Regions from separate parts of the Homo sapiens genome. Here region 1 is linked to region 2. A link is a loop called in an ENCODE intact Hi-C map of the cell type or tissue named here. Cell type or tissue: IMR-90. All regions are shown on one strand. Links, peaks and the distances in the headings refer to the core of each region. The heading gives the core; the rest is flanking DNA.

What was found. Peaks named below come from ENCODE experiments on the same cell type or tissue, not always from the same donor. Only the 100,000 strongest peaks of a DNase experiment are listed, where the experiment ranks them.
Region 1: a loop joins it to region 2, with 4 times the contacts of the local background. A loop is called at or near these places in 3 of 110 quality-filtered maps.

The regions. Positions count from the first base shown.
Region 1 is chr1:198,013,831-198,025,285 of GRCh38, forward strand. No RefSeq gene overlaps it. Among named protein-coding and RNA genes, the nearest start is that of LHX9, 100 kb to the left of the region's middle. In IMR-90, for the core only: no CTCF peak of the experiment used is centred there; a DNase peak (open chromatin) is centred at 4,901.
Region 2 is chr1:197,950,249-197,961,703 of GRCh38, forward strand. No RefSeq gene overlaps it. Among named protein-coding and RNA genes, the nearest start is that of LHX9, 39 kb to the left of the region's middle. In IMR-90, for the core only: no CTCF peak of the experiment used is centred there; a DNase peak (open chromatin) is centred at 5,423.

The sequences.
Region 1 (11,455 bases), core at 2,711-7,710, 63 kb after region 2:
GAAGTGAAAATATAACATTAACTACATCTAAAATGCTTTACCTATAGGAAATAGAAAATGTAAGTGTACCTGATTTCCTCTTAATAATGGCTTATCTTATTTTCTCATGAGAACTATTTTTAATTGTCTTCATTAATGATCTGGACAAGGTAGAGGGATTTAAGCAGATGGTACTCATAGCTGGTCTTTTATTCTCAAACATTTAAAACAAAGTGAAGGCCGGGATAAAGTTGTAAGACAGGAAGACATGGAATCCCAAGTTGAAATACCCCATGGTGTTTTTCAGCTGCTTTATTTGGGAATGATCTTTCCCCTAAGGTCTACTGGCTGGAAGATCAAGTGAGGGATAACTCTCTCAGAATGACATTTAGGTAGAAAATAAAAATCCTAATGAGAAAATACTAATAATGTACTTAGAAGCCTTGACTATGGGTAGAAAATAGGAAATGAAAGGCAAGAGACAAAACTAAATGGAATGCCATTCATAAAAACAATATGGATGGCAGGTATTATGGCTCATAAGAGGAAAAAACAAGAAAAAAAAACCCAAATTTCACAGAATTTTGTAGCAAAATGTGACACAGTAGGTAATGGCCTTTCAGGTTGTATAAAAAAGAGTTTTTAGTTTCTTTACTATGAGCTTAATGAAATTATGGGCAGTGTCCATTTTTGCTCACCATATTACACGTAGTACCTGTGACAATGCCCAGCACATAGTAGGTGTTTCACAAATAATTGATGAATAAGTAATTCATAGGATCAGAAGCCTTCAGCTCAAACTCTGCTTAGCCTTGATATTGAGGTATGAAGACAGAGACAAACCCATAGTAAATAAAGCATTGGGAGAAAACTGTTTATTTTTATATTTCTGCCCTTTTCAATGTTTCTTTCATTTGTAATATTTTCCACCTTCTCAAACTTATTCTTTTTAATATAAAGAGAGGTGCAAAAGAATTGCTTAAGGAAAGAACTTTCCTCTTGGGATCTACATAGATTTCTGGTAGTATGAACATATACTTTGGATAATAATAATTATTGTTTTATATGTGTGTAACACCTTTCCACTAGAGAATATTTTTTTTTGGTTTGTGAATTTCCACATTTTCTGTAAACAAAAAAAAAATTATTCTCCTTTGTGGCAAGGACTTGAAAAAAGAATTATTCCAAAATAGGTCTCATTAAGACAACAAAATCAGTTTATGTCCCAAGAGCTTCTCTCTCTGCACCATCTTGCAGCAATCCCATCTGTTTTTGGCTGTTGGTGTAACAGTTAAAGTAGTATTTTAAGTTAATACATAGCAACAAGCTAATTTAGCAGGCGTGTTAAAAGAATATGCTTTTATAAAAGCTTGCTTGTCAAAACTGATGGAGTTTGACTAAGAGAAATGGTTAAAGAAGATCTAGCTGTTAAAACCAATGTTTACCTTTACAATTAATATCTTTTAACAGTAAAGGAAGAAGCCATCATAAATAGATGATTTGAAGTAGATTACATGCTCCTAAATGCTTATTTCATGTGAAATAGCTCAGTACTTAAATTATTGTCAGTTAAATAATAAGATCAGGCTCACTTGTGTTCCTGGTACTATGCTAGATTAAAAGAATAATGTTTTGAACTTACCCCTGTTTCTTTGACCTCTTCCCATAAAGCATGAGGGTTACTAAGCACCAAGATAGTCTACCACCATATTTCAAGCTGACTGAGCATTTAATGTAAACAAACCTTACAATTCTGTGCTTGTCTATGATCAAATCCTTGCCAGAGTATTTTATATTGGCTAGTGTTTGAACATAATCATTATTTTCTGCCTTCAAAATTATCTTAGTGAGGGCTATAAATTTAAGATATGCAAATATTTAGTGAATAGGTACTATCTGCAAAGCAAAGTGGAATATGAAAAGTAGAATAAGATTTATTATTTAAACCATGTATAATTTCACAAAAGGACTTAAAGCAGAATGTTCATTTACCTCATTTGAAAATGGAATATGCCCACATTGCTTATTTCCAAAAGGTGTCGTAAAGATCAAATGACATAATTTGTGCTAAGTATGTGTCAAGTACCATACAATACAAATGCAGTACACTAATTGTGTTAGTCCATTCTTGTGTTGCTATAAAGAAATACCTCAGACTGGGTAATATATTTTATTTTTTTCATCTTGAAATCCTTTTTTTAAAAAAATTTTACTTTAAGTTCTGGGATACATGCACAGAAAGTGCAGGTTTGTTACACAGGTATACATGTGCCATGGTGGTTTGCTGCAGCTATCAACCCATCATCTAGGTTTTAAGCCCTGCATGCATTAGCTATTTGTCCTAATGGTCTCCCTCTCCAGTGTGTGATGTTCCCCTCCCTGTGTCTGTGTGTCCTCATTGTCTGACTCTCACTTATGAGTGAGAACATGAGGTGTTTGGTTTTCTGTTCCTGTGTTAGTTTGCTGAGAATGATGGCTACCAGCTTTATCCATGTCCCTGCAAAGGACATGAACTCATTATGTTTTATGGCTGCATGGTATTCCATGGTGAATATGTGCCAGATTTTCTTTACCCAGAGACTGAGTAATATATAAAGAAAAGAGGTTTAATTGGTTCACGGTTCTGCAAGCTGTACAAGAAGCACAGTGCCAGCATCTGCTCAACTTCTGGTGGGGGCCCTAGGAAGCCTACAGTCATGGTGGAAGGTGAAGGCAGAGCAGGTGCATTGTGTGCTAAGAGTGGGAGTGAGAGAGAGAGAGCAGGGAGATTCCACACTCTTTTAAACAACCAGATCTCGCATGAACTACCAGAGCAAGAACTAACTCGTCACCAAAGGGATGGCACTAAGCCATTTATGAGTGATCCAGGCTCATGATCCAAATACCTCCCACCAGGCCTACTCCAACATTGGGTATCCCATTTCAACATGAGATTTGGAGGGGACAAACATCCAAACCATACCATTAATATACATTAATAATCTGTGTATTAGGATTCTCTGAAGAAACAAACCCAATTGTGTGTGTGTGTGTGTGTGTGTATACCTATATATCCTAAAAACTTTTTATTATAATGTATCAATTCACACAATTATAGAGGTGAAAAAGTCCCACAATAAGTCATCTACAAGCTGGAGGCCGGGTAAGGCCAGTGGTGTAGTTCAAAGGCGTGACAGCCAGTGGGTTGATGGTGTAGATTCCTTTCCAATCTGAAGGCCTGAGGACCAGGAGCACCAAGGGCAGGGGAAGGTCAATGTCCTAGCTCAAGCAGTCAAACAGAGGGAGCAGGAATCCAGTGTTCCTCCTCCTTTTTGTTTCATTTGGGGCCTCAACCAGTTGGTAGTTGGCCCGTCCACACTGGGAAGGGCTATCTGATTTGCTCAATCTACCAATTTGAATGCCGATCTCCTTCAGAAACACCCTTAGAGACACACCGAGAAATAATGTTTAGTCAGACATCTGGGAATCCCATGGCTCAGTCAAGCAGCTGCATAAAATTAACTGTCACAATCTGTAATTAAATAATGTTAAATGTTTTAGGAAGTCTTTTTAATTAGAACATTTTAACTTTTCAATTCCAGAGCCGAAGTTTAAGTATGCCCTGGGAATTTTGGAATATTGGGTTATGAGCAAGGATCATATTTAGGAAGATGATTTGGGCTCAAAGTATTAGAAGCCCTCACTCAACTCAATCTTACTTAAATAATAGGATATACTAATTTCACAAAACAAGCAGTTCAGAGTTACGGAAGGATCCAGGATCTTCTCTGGCATTCCTTTTCTCTGACCATGCTCAGATCCTCAGACATGATAACAAGCAAAGGAAAAAATATAGGGACAAAGTCTTTCTGCCTCTTTAAGGAAATCTTTTTTTTTTTTGTCGAGATGGAGTCTCACTCTGTCGCCCAGGCTGGAGTGCAGTGGTGCGATGTCGGCTCACTGCAAGCTCTGCCTCCTGGGTTCCCGCCATTCTCTCGCCTCAGCCTCCTGAGTAGCTGGGACTACAGGCACCCTCCACCACACCCGGCTAATTTTGTTTTTGTATTTTTAGTAGAGACGGGGTTTCACCGTGTTAGCCATGATGGGCTCCATCTCCTGACTTCGTGATCCTCCCACCTCGGCCTTCCAAAGTGCTGGGATTACAGGTGTGAGCCACTGCGCCCGGCCTATAGGAAATCTTTTTACGATGCACCCCAACAGACTTTATCTCCTGTTCCCTGATGGGAATGACATCATATACTCAGTCAAAGCCAGTGAGAATGGGGCTCCCATGACTGTTTTATACAAACCAGGCTCTTACTTTGGGTCTGAAACAGGAACCCATGAATGGATTTGGGATTCTGTAAGAAAGGAAGGGGTGGGAAATGAATGTTGGGTGAATAACGAACAAAATTCACTATGCATAGGTCTGGGTTCTTAGGCCTCCTCTCATTAAATATGTTGTTTTAATTACCCCATGCATTTATTAGTTTATTTCTCTGATAGGGACTATTTCTCATACTTCAGATTCATGTTGCCAGGATTCTGCTAGGTACCACAAATTTACTTTTTATAAAACAAATTTCATTATCTAAACTCTTAAGCCTATTTATCCTTGACCTTGGCTAGTAATGTTATCCTTTTTCCAGGGTGGCCAATTTAAAACATTGCTTCCAGGGTGGCCAATTTAAAACACGCCTTCCATTGAGGGAGGGGATTATATCCCTGCCCCTTACATCTGGGCAGGCTTATGTCTGCTTTGACCAATAGAGTACAGTGTAAGTGATGCTATGTGACTACTAAGCAGGTCATAAAAAGCCACAAACTTCTTCTTTACACACTAGAACACTTTTTCTTGAAGGCTTGAGTCACTATGTAAGAAGTCTGACTTCCCCGAGGCAGCCATCAAGAGGCCACATGGACAGACAAAAAAGAGAGAGAGAGAGAGAAACCTAATGAGTTCCAGCCATTAGTCACACCAGCCTAGGTTCCTGACATGAGAGTGAAGTCTCCAGATGATTCTGGCTCCCAGCCATCAAGTCAATCCTACTCATTGCTCTACAATGACTGGGAGGGGCTGAAGCTCCAGACACTGTAGAGCAATGACAAGCCATTCCTATAGTATGTACCCTGTCTGAATTCTTAACCCAAAGAATTCATGGGTGTGTCAATTTGTGTCTTCCAAAGATGACTGCAATATTTCCTATTCTAGATGGTCCTCTGCACTGATGCTCCTCCTATTGAGTAGTGGGGTCTCTGTCCCCTTCCCTTGAATTTGGGAACGCTATTGACTGCACCAACCCATAGACTACAGAAAAAGTGATGCTATGTGACTTCTGAGGCTAGGTTATGAAATGCCATGCAGCTTCTGCCTTGGTCTCTAGGATCACTCACTCTCTGCATGCTCCCTTTTGTGGTTCTTTGTCTCAGAACCCAGCCATCATGCTGAGAGGGGCTCAAGCCACATGGAGAGGCCACATGCAGGTGCCATGGTCAACCATCCCAGCTGAGTACAGCCTTTGAGTCATCCCAGCCCAGGCAGCAGATATGTGGATAAATATGCCTCCAGGTGGCTCCAGACCCAAATTCCCACACATTGGAGACTTTCGGCTGAGGCCCCAGACATTACAGAAGAAAGACAAGCCATCCCCACTATGCTCTGTCTAAATTCCTGACCCACAGAATCTACAAATATAATAAAAGGATTGTTCTGTGGCACTAAGTTTGAGATGGTTAGTTATGCAGCATTGAATATCAAGAATAGTGAGTACAATTGGTTATTATTTTAACCCACCATAGTTTTGGGTGGTTTGTAATAAACACAACACCCAGCTACTCAGGTTTGAAAACATGTTTCATTCTTTGCTTTCTTTTACTGCTTGTCCATTCAGAATTCTTATTTCATGAAATCTACCTTTGTTATATCCCTTGATGTTATCTTCTTTTTATTCCCACTACCACTGTTTTGGTCAGCTATTTTGCCCCTTTTCTAGATAATTGTAATAGTCTCTGAACTGATCTCCCTGCTTCCCAGCAATCCTTCCTACTATCTCCCTACACACCCTGCCCAGTCTATGCCATCCACTGCCACCAGAGTTGTCACCATAAACCTGGAAACATAAGGGTGGTACTGAGCTCCTGCCCCAAAACTTTCCTTGGCTATCTCATAGGGCATTCAGAACTCCCACAATTTTATCTTCTAGCCAGAGAAGTCACATATCTCTTCCAACATGCTCCTTTCTTTGTCTTTACTCAAGATGTGTCTTTTCCCCTGGAGTCTCCCTTCTCCAGTGTCCCCTCTTCAGTCTAATTCACATCTTCGCATCTTCTAATAAGGTTGGTAAGGCTTCCTAGACCTCCTATGGACAGAAATAGTTTCATATCTCTAGAAGACTTCATTTATACCACTGATAAAGAATTTATTAGGATGGGCACGGTGGCTGACACCTGTAGTCCCGCACTTTGGGAGGCTGAGGTAGGCAGATCACCTGAGGTCAGGAGTTCGAGACCAGCCTGGTCAACATGGTGAAACCCCGTCTCTACTAAAAATACAAAAACTAGCTCTGTGTGGTGGCATGCACCTGTCGTCCCAGCTACTCAGGAAGCTGAACGCAGGAGAATCGCTTGAACCTGGGAGGCGGAGGTTGCAGTGAGCCGAGATTGTGCCAGTGCACTCCAGACTGGGCAACAGAGCGAGACTCTGTCTCAAAAAAAAAGAAAAAAAAAAACGAATTTATTACATCTTTCTCATATTATAGTTATCTGTGTAAATGTTCTATCATCCTCACCACTGGGATCTCCTAAAGGTGGGAATTAGTTTTTATTCATCTTATCACTTTTAACCTGTGGCGGTACATCATCACGATACAATAAACATTCCACAAAATGAATCCAATAACTTATTTGTTCTGTCTGTTGTCAGATGATTCCTTTATCATACATTGACTCTTCAATTAACTTTTGTATTCATTTTCTAGAGTTACCATAACAATCACCACAAAAATTTGGTGACTTAAAACAATAGGCACAGTTCTGGAGGCCAGAATTCTGAAATTGCGGTGTGGCAGGGCTGCACTCTTCTTGGAGGTTCTGGGGGGAATCCATTACTTGCCTTTTTCTATCTCCTGGTGGTTTCCCAGCATCTTTGACACTCCTTTACTCGTGGCCATACCACTCCAATCTCTGCCTCTGTCTCCACGTCACTTATCCTCTGTGTGTCTGTGTCAAATCTCCTATCTCTATTTTATAAGGACATTCATGATGACATTTAGGGTTCACTCAAATCATTCATGATATACTCCTCTCGAGAGCCTTGCTTAATCATATCTTTTACAAAACAAATTAATAATCTCAGGTTCCAGGGATTTGACATGGATATCTTTTGGGGGGCCATTTTTTGGCCTGCTATACTTCTTACAGCTACTGAAATGTGCTCTCTTTATAATTCTTGTCCTCTTTTTTTTTTTTTTTTTTTGGAGACAGAGTCTCTCTCTGTCACCCAGGCTGGAGTGCAGTGGCACAATCTCGGCTCACTGCAACCTCTGCCTCCCAGGTTCAAGCGATTCTCCTGCCTCAGCCTCCCGAGTAGCTGGGACCACAGGCGCTGCCACCATGCCCGGCTAATTTTTTTGGTATTTTTAGTAGAGACGGGGTTTCACCGTGTTAGCCAGGATGGTCTCGATCTCCTGACCTCGTGATCCGCCCGCCTCGGCCTCCCAAAGTGCTGGGATTACAAGCGTGAGCCACTGCGCCCGGCCTCTTGTCCTCTTTTTGTTGATTTTTTTTCCCTTTCCTGGGAATTCTTATTAAATAGAAAATATTTGCAGGTCCTTTTTCAAGTTTGCTTTTAATCTCCTTCCAACTCTATTTTTAAGTATTAAGAACCAATATCCATTGTGTGGAACAATCTAGTGGCAGTGAAATAATCTATCTATTTATATTTGTATCTCCTTGTCCTTTCCTGGTTTTCATTAATAAATGTTGTAACAAATGAAATTCCTTTGTGGCATATGCCTGCTAAATAAAGTTTTGGTTTTCCATCCAAAACATACACCTCACAGAACATGACGAGCATGCTCAGTATGTCTTTTACAGGTGACAAGAACTAGAAGAGGGTAATAGTTAGAAATATTTATATCTGCAAGAAACAGAAAAGCGACATAGGCCTTAATAAATGGGAGTTTATTATTTTTACTAACAATATTGCTGTTGACCAACTGGCTTGACATTTCAGTTAATGATCTCTTAGATTCTTGCGGATTTTCTTCAGTCAAGAGATGGCTTCCCCAATAACTCCCAACATCATATCTGTGTTCAAGGCAGGAAAGGAGTGCAACACTAGTCATGTTGCTTCTGCTTATGAGAATAAAACAAATGCCTTTTGGAAATCCCCAGCAGACTTGTGGTTATATCTTATTGGCCAGAGCTTTCCCTAGTTTCAAGGAAAGAAGGGAAATTAGTATTTATCCTCTATAGTGAAGGTGGCAAAGTAGAAGGGGGTTTGGAATGTCTTGTTAGAAGAGCTGCAAACCAGAACTGCCTTAGAGTTAAAAGTGGCCTGCTGGTATAGAATTAGCATTCTAAAGCTCATCTATCAAAGATAGAACTGGTCCTGATTTTTCAGTCTCATGTAGACATTGACCACAGAAAACCTGTGTTAGAGTTTAGCTTTCATCACTTGAGAGGCCTGCCAAAAACCTCCTCATTATCTTTCAAATGACAGAATAATGACACCAAAAGGCTTCCCCTGCTCATGAGTGTTGGACTACTCTATACCAAGAGCTGTGAAGGGGCTGAGAACTTTACCCTACTTAAAAGAAGACAAGTTAATCTGTTACTTATATGGAGTATCATGTAAGTGACACTCGAGGACACATGAGACTTCTAGGTCAGAGACAAGGGAATCTGTTATTCACACCAATAGTAGTAGCCAAAGTACCAACATTTTCTTTCTCTCATTCCCTGAGTCCCAATTGCCACAGGGTGATGTGAAGAGGGCGAGATGATACTGGCACATTTACTGGATTGGAGGAGAAACTCTGAGCTTATGAAACCTGAATATTTTATACTGGACAGTAAATATGCCTGCCCTGTGCTCTAGAGGGAAGCATTATCAGTACCTTCCAAAGATGCTCGCTACGAACGACCCCTGAAATGATAGTCTGAAACAAAGGCAGTCAGTGCCTCTGCTTAAAAAATATGCAGAAATGGGGGACATCCGTGGGGAAGTGTCCCAGCACTTCAGTCCCTCACACACTCTTGTCTGCTAACTCCACTCTGATTGGCCATCACCACCACCATTGCAAAATCAACAGAATTGGTTTGTATGTGCCATATCGATTTGGGAAGCTTGCTAACTCTTTTTATAATGCATCTAATGATAATCATGTAATCTAATGCCCAACTTCCCTTCTCACTTCCCAGTCCCTCCAAAGACCTCGTTCCAGGGCTTCCACCATGTCCATTGGCACTTTCACTAGCATTGAATAAGTGCATTACTTTCACATTTGTATACTGAACAAGTTGTTGACTGAAAGACAAAAGGGTCTAACCTGAGCAAAAAATATGTCAATTATACTATCGGTAATGAGTAGTGTTGATTAAGTCTTCTGACAATGGGGAAGTGAGAATTCATCAACTCTGTTAAAAGGATAATGAGTGGTTTGGGGCATGCTATGCAGGCTTGAATTAAATGGATTTATGGGAGAATCCGATTGTAGAAACTTCACAGCAGGTCACCTTCAGCTGAGCAATATAGCTGCCTATTGACTAGTAATGAGATTTCTGTTGAAAGCATAATAAGTTAACAGCTCAATGGGATTTTTTTCCCTAAAGCTAGAAAAAATAGGTTTTAAAAAGTGAAATTTGCTCCATTTTACCACAAGTACAGGCCAAATTCTTTGTTAAAGGTAACACCTCTGAGAAAAGAAAATGGCATCTTCAAGTTATAAAGTAAATCATATAGATTATATTATAGGAAAGAGGTTTTAGCTTTTTTTTTTTTTTTTTTTGAGACAGGGTCTCACTCTGTCACCCAGGCTGGAGTGCAGTGGCACGATCTCAGCTCACTGCAACCTCCGACTACCAGGTTCAAGGATTCTCATGCCTCAGACTCCAGAGCAGTTGGAATTACAGGTGCACACTACCACACCCAGGTAATATATATACATATATATATATATATTTGTTAGAGACGAAGTTTCACCATGTTGGTCAGGCTGGTCTCGAACTCCTGACCTCAAGTGATCCACTTAAATAAAATGCTTTTAGCATTTTATTGAGCAAATATGTTTTAAAAAAACTGGTTAAAGAATTTCCATTAAGAATTTCAATAGTACCAGAAACTAATAGGCCTAGAAAAGTCATTCATATTTAGATAGGGACATACTGGACAATATTATTTAGGACTGAGCATTTAGTGAGTGCTCAGCAGTCAGTAAATCATGCTTCATGGTCAACGGCAAGACCTTTAAAAAATTAAATCTGCCTACTCATGCTTCAGTCACTGTGATTTATCAGAAATCATGCCTGGGAAGAGAATTGATCTAGAAACAGTAGCCATTTCCGTTCATGCTCTTTAAGCACTTTATTGATAATTGATAGGTTCTCACTATGATCTCAGATGCTTAAGGATTTGACAAGTAGTTTTCCCATATAAAGAGGTCAAGGAGCTTGTTCTGAACAGGTATCCAGATGAATGCATCCAGGAGCTTGCTGACTGCTCTGACCTCGTATATTACTATTTTACAGCCAACTCCATTTATACCATCCTCTATACCACACTCTGCACTTTCCACCCCATGTCTTTGCTTATGTTGGTTTTCCCTTGCTTGGAAGGGAAAACCTTCCCTTCTTCTTTCCACCAGTAGAAACCGATTTTTCACCAATCTATGGCATCCCTTACTTCCTCCAAGATTTTCCTTACTTTGTGTTTTTCAGCATCGTGATTATAATGTACTGCATTGTCAGCTCACGTGGTGTTGTTGCAAACTGCTGTTGTTACTTCTATTTATTTTCTATCTCTCTCACAACAAAGTCTCAGTGTCTACTATAATGCTAGGCATTTTATGTTTAAAAATCTTTTCCTTGCAAAATGAATGACTTTTAAGCCCACCAAGAGCCAGGAGGTGAGAACAAAAGCAAGAAAAAATCAGTTTCATCACTCTGAGATCATCAGAGCAGCTGAAGAGATTCTCACCTTTGTGTGAGTCACACTCCCTGCAATCTGCCAGCTGCAGGGAAGCTCTGATACAGATGGGAGTGGAAAAGAAGATTTAAAAGCAGTTTCTTTTATATATTCTTAGGAAGCATTGATTCATTTTTTCCTCAGTTTTCATAATTGAGATTTTGGTGTTAGGTAATGTCACCTATTTTAGGGTGGTGCTATACACTAGGACAATGAACTGCCATGGTTTTTCCCTGGAGCAATATTTATATCTGCTCAAAAGTAAAATATTCATATTTCTGCTGCCTGTTTGACAAAGGGGCAGTTATCTTA
Region 2 (11,455 bases), core at 3,012-8,011:
TCACCTCCCCCAAGACCCTACCTCCAATATTGGGGATTAAAATTTGACGTGAGATTTGGGTGGAGAAACAGATCAGTCCCTAAGCCCACTTTCTTTTCTTTTTTCATATATAATATTTTTTATTTCAAAACATTTTTGCAAACTTCAGTTTATGACACTTAAAGGGCCAGTTAAGATTGCTACTTGATATCTCAGGACTGTAAACAACATTAAAGGTTACCCAGATAAACTACCGACACAACCATTAAGCCACTCTACTGTCCCCACCACACCTCTGTTTATGTTGGGCTTGATAATTCCAACAATACATGTTTACCCTCAAAGGTAGTAGATTTTATCTGTGAACTTCCTCTACTCCAAAATGATTAGTGTAATTCCATACATAGCTCTTAGAAATGCTAATTTTTCTTTGAAAATAGTAAAGGCTTTTTTATATTCTTTTTTAATATTTCAAAATTGCTATAAAAAGTAGTATATTCTTTTTTAATATTTCAAAATTGCTATAAAAAGTAGGTTTTTGCCAAGTGCAGTGGCTCAAGCCTGTAATCCCAGCACTTTGGTAGGCCAAAGTGGGAGGATCACCTGAGGTCAGGAGTTCGAGACCAGCCCAGCCAACATGATGAAACCCTGTCTCTACTAAAATAAAAAAGATTAGCTGGGCTTGGTGGCATGCACCTGTAATCCCAGCTACCTGGTAGTCTGAGGCAGGGGAGTCACTTGAATCCAGGAGGTGGAGGTTGCAGTGATCCGAGATCATGTCTGCACTCCAACCTGGGTGACAGAGTGAGATTCCATCTCAAAAAAAAAAAAAAAAATAGTAGATTTATTTTTCTTAAACTTTTTTTTTTATTTTAGGTTCAGGAGCACCTGTAAAGATTTGTTATATAGGTAAATTGCATGTTGTGAAGGTATGGTGTACAGATTATTTTGTCACCCAGGAAATAAGCATAGTACTTTATAGGTAGTTTTTTGGACCTCACCCTCCTGCCACCCTCCCTGCTCCAGTAGGCCTCAGTGTTTGCTGTTTCCTTCTTTGTGTCCATGTGTACTCAGGTAAATCCACTCTCTATCCAATGTTTGCTATTTTAAGGAATGACCCCATGATTGCCTGTTATGCAAACTAGAAACCCTGGAGTGGTCCTTGACACTTAGTTTTCTTTAATATCAGATCTGTCATCACATTCTACTTCTTAATGTTTTTAAACATTTTACTTCTTAAATGTTTTTCAAATTCACTTTCCCCTTTGCTGTGGTATAAGCTAGCATCTTTATTTTTTTAGACTACAGCAAACATTTTTAACTTGTCCTGCTACAGCTACTCTTGACCCCTTTAACTTATTTCCCAAATTATGTGATGTGTTCAAAACATAACTCTAATGTTACGACCCCAACCCCACCCCAGTCATCCTGCTTTAAACCCTTCCTAGATTGCTCTCCAGCATTTTACAAAAAAAGGCCAGAGTTTTATATTTGAGATGGAAGGACCATCTTTTATGCTCCTGACTTCCTGGGCTTCAGCCACACTGGCCACGTTCTCCTTCAACACAGGCCTTTGCAGCGCTGCTCCCTCAGCATGGAATGTGCTTTGGTCCCTTTTGACCTGTTAAAACACATACTTATCCTTCATTTCCAGCTTAAGTGACACTTTTTCAGAAGCACACCTAAGACAAGACCAATTTTCCACAATAAGCTTTCACAGCATCACGTGCCTTTCCTTTATACAACTTATGACAGCTGCCATTTTATGTTTATTTGTGAGATTACTTAATAATGTCTGTCTCCCTCACTAGCCTACAAACTCATGCATGCAGCCAGGGACCATTTCTACTTTGCACTGTATTTCTAGCATAATGCTAGGCATGTAGTAGGCACTTCATAAATATTTATCGAATGGATATGGATTGTATAAGTGTTCAGGGCACTGTTTTAGATGCTCTAGGGCACTGATTCTCAAACTTTAGCATCAGAATCACCTGAAGGCTTGTTAAGGCACAGATTGCTGGGCCTGAACCCTAGAATTTCTGATTCAGAAGGTCTTGGGTGTCACATAAAAATTTACATCTAACAATTTCCAAGGTAATGCTGATGTTGCTGGTCCATGGACCACAATTTGAGAACCATTGCTTAAGGGAATTAAACATATGACTATGATATGGTCACCATCTTCAAGAAATTTACAATTTTATTCTGGGTGTGAAACCAAAATTATAACTGAGAAAATTATTACAGTGAAAGACGTCTGACCTGACTAACTCCATGTTGCTTCTAACTTCCAGGCTGTCCTTGTTCATTCCTGGGCATAGGCCCAACTAACTTTGGGAGGAACTTAGTTTATAGTTTAACTTTGAAACAAAGACAATAACAGCCCTTTGTCAAAATAAAACCCCTTTCTACCTGGAGACTAGACTGCCTTTGCAGGACTAAAAAATTAGCCACAAAATTAGATATTATGGTTTAGGAGTCATGCAGCTGGAGGCTACAAGATTCTGACTCTCCCTAAATTACTCCTCAGGATAACCTCACTATTGTAAAACCTAAGATCAGTGCTTGAGATATTCTGCAGACCCTGCACTTAATGGATCAGCCGGCATCATCCAGATAAATAAACTGGTGCATCTGGTCTTGTGGCCCCACAAGAGGACACAGCACAAGAGGACAGCTTCAACTCCTTATGATTCATCTTCAACCCAACCAATCCACACTCCCTACTCACTGGCCTCCCACCCACCAAATTATCCTTAAAAACTCTGATCCCCAAATACGTGGGGAGACTGATTTGAGTAATAATAAAACTCCGTTCTCCTGTACAGCCAGTTTTGTGTGAATTAAATGCTTTCGCTATTGCAATTCCCCTGTGTTGATAAACCGGCTCTGTCTAGGCAGTGGGCAAATTGAACCTGTTGAGCAGTTACAGGGTCAAATAGTAAATAGGAGAAATTTCGTAAAAAATACAGTATTTAAAAATTGTGGCAGCCAGAAATAGAAAAGACATTACATGATCTTGCCTCTTGTTGATGCACGTAATTGATGGCTATATCAATTTTATGGCCAATAATTATTATTGGTGTTTATGGAAAACAAAGATCATTTCAGATTGAAATGATCATACAACTAGTTCATAAGATATAAAGTGAGTCTTAAAGGAAATTTAAGAAGAATTGAGGGGTTGAATTCTCAGGGTGGAGTAGGATGAATAAATACATGAAAAAGGGACAGTTAGAGCTGATAAAATAAAAACTTCAGCCAAATTAAATGTAAAGGAGTTTAATTGAGCAATGAATGATTTGTGAATCAGGCAACCCCTAGAATCACAGCAGATTCACAGAGACTCCAGCGCAGCCACGTGGTGGAAGAAGATTTATAGACAAAAAAAGGGAAATGACGTACAGAAATCGGAAGTGAGGTACAGAACGGCTGGATTAGCTACAGATTGGTGTTTGCCTTATTTGGACACAGTTTGAACACTCAGCAGTGATGAATGGTTGAAGTATGGCCACTGAGATTGGCCAATACTTAGCCATTGTTACAGGTGCATACTCCTGAGTTAGGTTTTCAGTCTGTCAACCTATTAAGCTAGGTTGCGGTTCCTCCACAAGGACTCAAATATAGAAGTTCAGAGAACTTCTTGGGCCATACTTAGTTTGCTTTAACAGAGCAATAGTACAAAGGAGAGGAATCAAACAATGTGCCTGGAGATAAAGAGAATAAGTTCATTCACCTGGAACCTGGGATTCATGCAAAGGAAGAATGTAAATTTAGGTGGAAAGTGGAGAGAAAAAAGGAAAGGTTTGAGCATGAGAGCAATAGTATAAGAAGAGGTGGGCTAGTAACATTTTTTTGTTTGTCTTGGAGGGGGGTGATGAAATTATATCTATATTGATTTTTTGTTTCTTATCTGTTATCTGTCTTATTTATAAAGAAACAATGGTTCTGGGAAATACCAAAGCCACCTCCTGTACAGAAGCACATATTCCAAACTAATATGTGCTCCACTGAAACTGCCTTTGCAAAGATTGTATCAGTGAGAAAATTATGGCAGTGGGGAGATCTGGTCTAACCCAACCTCCATCTTGCCTTTTCCTCAATTATTCCTGGGCTTTTGGGCCTAGCTAACTTTGAGAGACATTTAGGTTATAGTTTAAATGATAATAGCCCTTCCTCAAAACTCAACTTTGTAAGCTAATGAAAGACCACCAGGCTATGGGGAGGAGAGGAATCTGAATTCTGCTAAGGTGTAGACTGGTTACAAGATACGCAACTTGTCAGTTACCTTTGCATATAACCTCACTATGTAGATTGGCCTTTTGAGGTATCTTTTCAGGTTTTTTGCATGTCTCACACCCATGGCTCTACCTGGACCCATTGACCAATGACTCTTCTGTGGCCCCACCCAGAAGCAACTCAATGCAAGAGGACAGCTTCAACCCCCTATGACTTCATGTTCTCCCCAACCAATCAGCAGTTAAGCACACATTGCACAGCCACCCCCACTCCTTCCCCCTAACTAATTAAAAAAAAAAAAAACCTAACCTGTGAGCCTTTAAGGAGATTAATTTGAGTAATAACTCTGTCTCTGGCATGACATGATTGGTCTTCTGTCAATTAAACTCTTCCTTTACTTCAATGCTGTGGTCTTTACTTGTGCAGCAGGCAGGAAGAAACCATCAGGGGATTACACCATTTCTATCACTACAGTCTCTTGTATGATGTTGACAAAGCCAAATAGCAGGACAAAGAGTGTCAAAATTTTTGTAATGCTTGGTTTTTGTGTGATAAAAACCAGGCCCTGGAACAAGTTATCATAGCCCATTAAGATTCTACTTTTTAAGGCAAGGTGCTGAAAACATCGCTATTGTCTGAGAAGATTCTACAGCTATCGTTGCATCAAATCCTTTTCAGAGATAAATTGCAAAATACTCAGAGCTGCTATAGAACGTGCACTGTTCAAAGTACAAGGACTTGTTATAGGGAAGTACTGTGCCTTGAAAGTGACTGACTTTCCCTTGTACTCACACCAGGTGACAGAGTGTCAAACCTGGCACAGTCCAGTTGCCATCAATATTCATTAACAACCAGGAAATACACAGAAACGCAGCCCTTGATTTTCTAAGCAGGGAAAACTCTTTGTTTTAGAATATATCTCTTTATAAACAATATTTTTCAATATAACAAACTATCAAAATATTTTGTATCCATTCATTTGTGTAATGAATACTCCATAGATATAGAATTAAATTTTACAAAATTGAACTAAAATAAGTCTAGGGCTTTTAAAAAATGTGATTAGATAATTTTAGGCATATTATATTTCACATTCTCCTACTGGTTACACAGTAACATTCTGCCAGGAAATTTGCCAAATTTTTTGTGCTCATTCCAGTAAGTTAGGTAGGAGACAACATTTTTTCCCCCGAAAGACTGCAAACACTTCATCATCCATTCACCAGTGTGAAAACAATATTTAAGAAGAAATTCTCTTCCACCCACGCATGTACTCCTCAGGATAACAGTTTGTCTTATGTGTAAATTCCTTCTGGTGACTGCCACGTGGGTCTTGATTTTAAAAAGCAATGAGCCTACACTCAAAGGCAAACATTTCTACCAGTATCTCGACTTTTCCTCCTCTCCCTTAAATCTGACCAGTGTCAGAAGAGAAGATATCCTTTCCTCCCTGGCTATCAGAAAGCAGAGCTGTGGGGTGTTTCTCTTCTCCTGATCAGGACACATTGGCTTTCAATGTGTTCACTTTTGAAATTCATGTCACATATGACTAAAGTTCACTGGGATGAACCAACACTATTTTCATATGTAGAAATGCCACCAAGAGGCTTTATTTAGTTCAAAGTGCACAGAAAACTTCTGATATTCTACAGCATGTATTGTCTGTGGCACCTTGTCATGTCACTCTATCATGTATTTCACTATTTGAGTGCTGTGTGCTCTGTGTAAATATTTTCCCCTAAGATTGTAGGCTCCTTCCATCTGGGGACAGCACCAGGTGCCTCTTTTGTGGTTTTTGGGGCCTGTACCTGTACTTGAGCATAGCAAATACTTGTACATAGATAGATTAACAAATTAAGGAAAGCACTTGTAAATTCTGGACCATTTGTTAATTACTAGGGAATCAGATAATGAGTAGAACCTTAAAAGTCAGTACTAAAGTAATGCTTTTATTTTGTTTTTGTGGATGAGATAATGTGACAGATTTGTGCATCTTAAACAAACTTATAATAATTATATCAGGAAAGAAAAGCATAATCATATACCATCAAACAATATCATGTGTGAGGACAAACAGAAGGATATTCTAGGAATTGAATCCTATATATGCTATACTCATGAAGAAAAATACAAGTTGGCTTACTTTATGCTCAGCCTCAACCAGGTCATGTTATAGACTGAATGTTGTGTCCCCCGCAATTCATATGTTGAAGTCCTAACTCCCAGTGTGGCTGTATTTGGAGATGGGGTCTCTAATGAAGTAATTAAAATCAAATAAGTTCATAAGGGTAGGTCCCTGGGGTTGAAGTCTAAGACAAGACACCAGAGAGCTGGTTTTCTTTCTCTCTCTAGGTATTCACCAAGGAAAGGTCTTATAAGGACATGGAAAGAAGGTGGCTGTCTAGAAGCCAGGAAGAGAGTCTTCATCTGAAACCAAATTGGCCAGACCCTTGATCTTGAACTTCTAGCTTCCAGTATTGTGAGAAATAGATTTTTGTTGTTGAAGTCAACAATCATGTATTTTGTTATGGCGGCCTGAGCTGACCAATACAGTCTGCCATATCTGATCTCTATTAGCTGTCTTCTATTTGCTTCTAATTTTTATCAGTCTGCATCCTACCAGCCCAAAGGTGAGATAGTGAGAGTGACATTTAATTATCCTTGCTTTAAAGGCAACAAAAGGGTACCACCTAAGACATGGATGCACTGCAAGCTAGGGTAGTAAGTGACCTGGCAGCTATCACATCATTCTTGATTTACTCAACAAGCTTTTTTTTTGAGGGCCTCCTATGTGTCAGGCACGGTTCCAGGTGCTGGGATATGGTAGCAGGCAGACTACATGAAGCTTGTATTCTAGTTTATTGTCTATTATGGTCAAAGAGAGCTTAAATACCAACCTAAGCACAATATAAAAATAGTATTCAATGACAGTTGATGGCAGCTGAGTAAAGACCTGGAAGAGGGAAGAGAGAGAGAGCCATGTAGCTATCTGTGAAATGAGAATTCCTGTCGTGAGATGGCCTGAGTGCTCCTGAGGAACAGAAAAGAACAGAAAACAGGTCAGGGTGGTGGAAGTGTGAGAGCCTGAAGAGTTGAGCTCAGAGCCTTAATGGGTGCAGGGGAAGCTGATGATGCAGGGTCTTTTCTGTAAGGCATTCATCACACTGTAGTTTTAACTCTGTGTGGGATGTGAAGCCACTGGGGGGTTTGCAGCAGAGATGTGACCCAAGACGTCTAATGTCTAACATTTTAGCTTGATTACCTGGGCTGTGGTGTTGAGAAAAGTCTGAGGAGCTGATAAACTTTTTAGGAGACTATTGTGATAGTTCAGTTGAGAAATGATGGTAGATTTAACCAGGCTAGAGTAATGGAGGTGGCAAGAAGTGATCACATTTTGAATATATTTTGAGAGTAAGATTCAAATAATTTGTTGACAGGATTGGATATGGGATGTGAATGAAAGGAATTAAGAATCACTCCAAAAATTTTAAACTCAGCAACCAGAGGATGGAGATGCCATTGGCTGAGGTGGGGAAGCTGTGGGAGGAAGGATCTGGAGTTGGGGGATGGGACACCAGGATCTTGGCTTTAGACAAATTAAGTTTGAGATATGTATTTGATATTCAAGGGGAGATGTTGAGTGAGCAGGTAGTAAGCAGTAGTTAAGATGCAATCAGTGACAAGATGTGTGTCTGCTGGTGGGAAAGATATCTCAGAGATGGGAAAACTGATAGTGGGGAAGGAGAGGAGAGGTTTGCTGGAGTGACATTCTCCAATAGGTGAGAGGAGATGGAATGTGGTGTCCCCCCCAAAACTCAGGCATTTATTCAGACTAACAGGAAAAAGAGTTTGTAGCACAGATGCAGGGGGTGGGTAAATGTGATGTTTGGGAGTTTGTGGAAATTCTCTACTGACTACTTCAGTTTTCTCAGTGAAAAAGGAAGAAAGGTGACAACTGAGAGAGAAAATAGGTAAGGAGGAGTGAGAGGTTTGATGAAAAAGAAGATATGAAACAATGGTTTGGGAAAGCGAGAATGCATGGACTCAGAAATGATGGCTGAATTTCCTGCCAGTTGGAAGGGTCCCCTTTAAGGTTACGGTTGTGAATTTAAACAGAGACTGGCCTGTCTCCAGCCACAATCAGCTGAGCAGGTGCAGGCATGGATTAGGCAGAGAGCTGGAGTTTTGCCAAACAAGGAAGACAAGGTGAGAGAGGGCCCATGGAGTGAAGGGTCTAACCAAGGGAGCAATTATCATGATGAACTACGAAGGCTGAGCTGTTACAGAACAGTGATGACACGATGGGGCTGAGGGACCTTGAAAAGGTGGCGGATCAACAGATTGAGGTTCCCTGGGCTGGCAAAGGATTGCTGGAGTCATGGTACCAGAGGAAGTGAGCTGGTGTGAGAGGAGGTGGAGACCAGAGAGTGAAATTCTTAAAATGGAGACTGTGGCCACTGTGTCCTGAGTCCTCAAATCCAATTTACAGAAAGGCCTTTGACTAACAGGTAAAATCCATTAATTAATGAGAGTCTTAAAGTTTTAAAAGTGCCCCCAAGGCTGCAACTTCTGTTTGTTACTGTTTCCACAAGGAGAGGGCAGGCTAATAAAAATGTTACTGTATTCCTGGAAGTTAATGAATAATAAAACCACATGCCTGGAAGCAACTTCAAGAGGTCCTAGTTCAGATGACTTCACATTCTCCCACCAATTCTGAACATCTTGGGGAAGAAAATGCCACCACCCAGGTGAGTTGGTCATTTGCTGCCAAACATTCTTGTTCAGGTGGTAGATTTTGTAAAACACTTTTATTGAATTAAAATCCTATGTCCTTTTTTATTTTCTTTAGGGAAGAGAGAGAAGAGCAGGTCAACATTATTTTTTAGTAACCCTTGACATTAGAAGGCAATTTTAAATTCGGATTTCATATGTACAAGGTGTCACCTTGCCAGGTGGTTTTCACCTGGAAGAGAGGTAGAGAAAGACCTCTAATGTCAAGAGACCAAAAAAGTTTGTTAATGTGCATTGAGATGGAAATGTCCCACCCTTCATATTAAAAAAAATAGACCTTTATGTGTATTTATAATGATAGCATGTTATCTTAGCCAGAAAAATTGTGAGCCCCACATCTGAAAAAAAGATGCAATTTATGTTTCCAAAACTGTAATGTCAATATATATATTTTTAAAGTCCATATTGTTTCTGAGTTTGGAGGTGTCTCCTTGCTAATTCTTTGCATTGGCTTGAATTGTACTTGGAATTCTCTGATTGCTGGTTTGTGCCTGGGAACACTATTCTCCTTTCTGGTTTTGCTGAGATGTGGAGTAGGAGGGCTTGTTAGGAAACTTGTTACATTTTGAACCAGCTGACTCAGGTGCTCTTGAGGAGAAGTTTGTTCTGAGGAGAAACTCTATTATTATAAGGCCTTATTAGGGTTTTTAAGCCTTGGGATTTTTGGCAGGTCAATGTGCTAAATCATTAAAAATATGGAAATTCAGGTAGAAAGTCTTTTCTCTTTATTTTTTAAAGGGTGGAAACAAGCACACCAGACAGACTAACCAGAAATCAAAGTGAAGGGAAAAACAACTGCTTCTTAGTTGTTGCTATTGCTGTTACAGTTATTGAAAAATGTTGATTGTATGTTTCTGGTTCTGATTAAAGGTAAGTAGATTTTAAAAGGAAATTCCTTTTAATAAAGGGGCCTAAAAGTCCCAAATTCAAGAGAGAAGTGAGAACAAATATTGATTATTCTCAAACTTGCCTAATTTACTGCAGCAATAGATACCTACATAAACATTTTCACAAAATTCTACCTGAAAAGTATGAGAAGGGAGCAGTTAGGAAGAAGTATGTGATTTCTAGGTGGTATGCTTCATGTGGTGGGAAGAGGATAGGACATGATTAGATGTGTAAAAGAGGACGGTAAGAAGAGCTGTAACAGACTTAAGTTGAAAACTCATTCGAACTAGCTTAAGGGAAAACGAAACGGGAAGAAATAAATGCAACTTCCCGTTCCCTACCTCCCTACCCTGCAAGCCCTTAGTAACCATCATTCTACTCTTTCTCCTATGAGTTGAGCTTGGTTAGATTTCACATGTAAATGAAATCATGCAGTATTGGTCTTTTTGTGCCTGGTTTATTTTGCTTAGCATAATGTCCTCTAGATTAATCCACATTGTCACAATTGACAAGATTTTCTCCCTTTTAAAGGCTGAATAATATTCTATGGTGGACATATACCACATTTTCTTTATCCATTTATCTGTGGGATAGGGAGTAAGCTGTTGATCAAAGGGTACGAAGTTTCAGATAGACAAGAGGAATAGATTTTGAGATTTTATTGCACACCAGGGTGACTATTGTCGATAATAATGTATTATCTAATTCAAAATAACAGAGTAAATTTCAAATGTCTTATTATAATTATAAAAAGTGATAGGAAAGCAAGGTGATAGATATGTTAATCAGCTTGCATTAAACATACCACATTGTATACATACTCAAAACATCACATTGTATCTCATAAATGTATACAATCATGATTTGTCCATTTTAAAAAGTAAAAATAAGAAGAAATAATTGTGGTTGAATCTGAGGGACTAGAAATAGGGGCTGGAATGACATTGGGACCAGGTAGCGGCTCGCTTTTCCTCCCCTCTCCAGCCCCACAGGGTCTTTTGCCTCGGCTTCTCTCTTGACTTTTACTTTCTCCCACCCACCTCACTTTCCTGTGGTTGAGTGTTTGCTACTCAGCACGTGTTCAACATGGTTGCACCACTGCCCCTGAGTGTACATGGGCTGAAATGAGGGAATAGAGTAGCTAACTGACTTGCCTCTCTCACAATTCCAAACCACTGAGAGAAATTCTGATAGGCACCACTGTGGTCACAAGATGAGGCGGTGTCATCTGGTACAAATCAGAAGGCCAAATTTCTCTCTGTAGGTGGGGGTGGATAATGGAAGTTTTCTGAGAAGACTGTGGGATGGGGTAACACCCCAGGTGTGATGACTTTATATTACTAGGTTGGCTTAAATGGGGACTTTGGAAGATGTATAGTTTGCATCGTCCAGTTTTTTTGCACAACTGCGTTTCTGTTGACATGTTGAGCAATCTCTCTCCTGAGACTTGAGAGCATTTGGGGAATAGCATATATCACAGTTAATTGCTGGTTCAGGCTGGCTCTTGCCAGTGGATCACTATTCTGTCATACTCAAAAGACTTTGGGTGATGTGG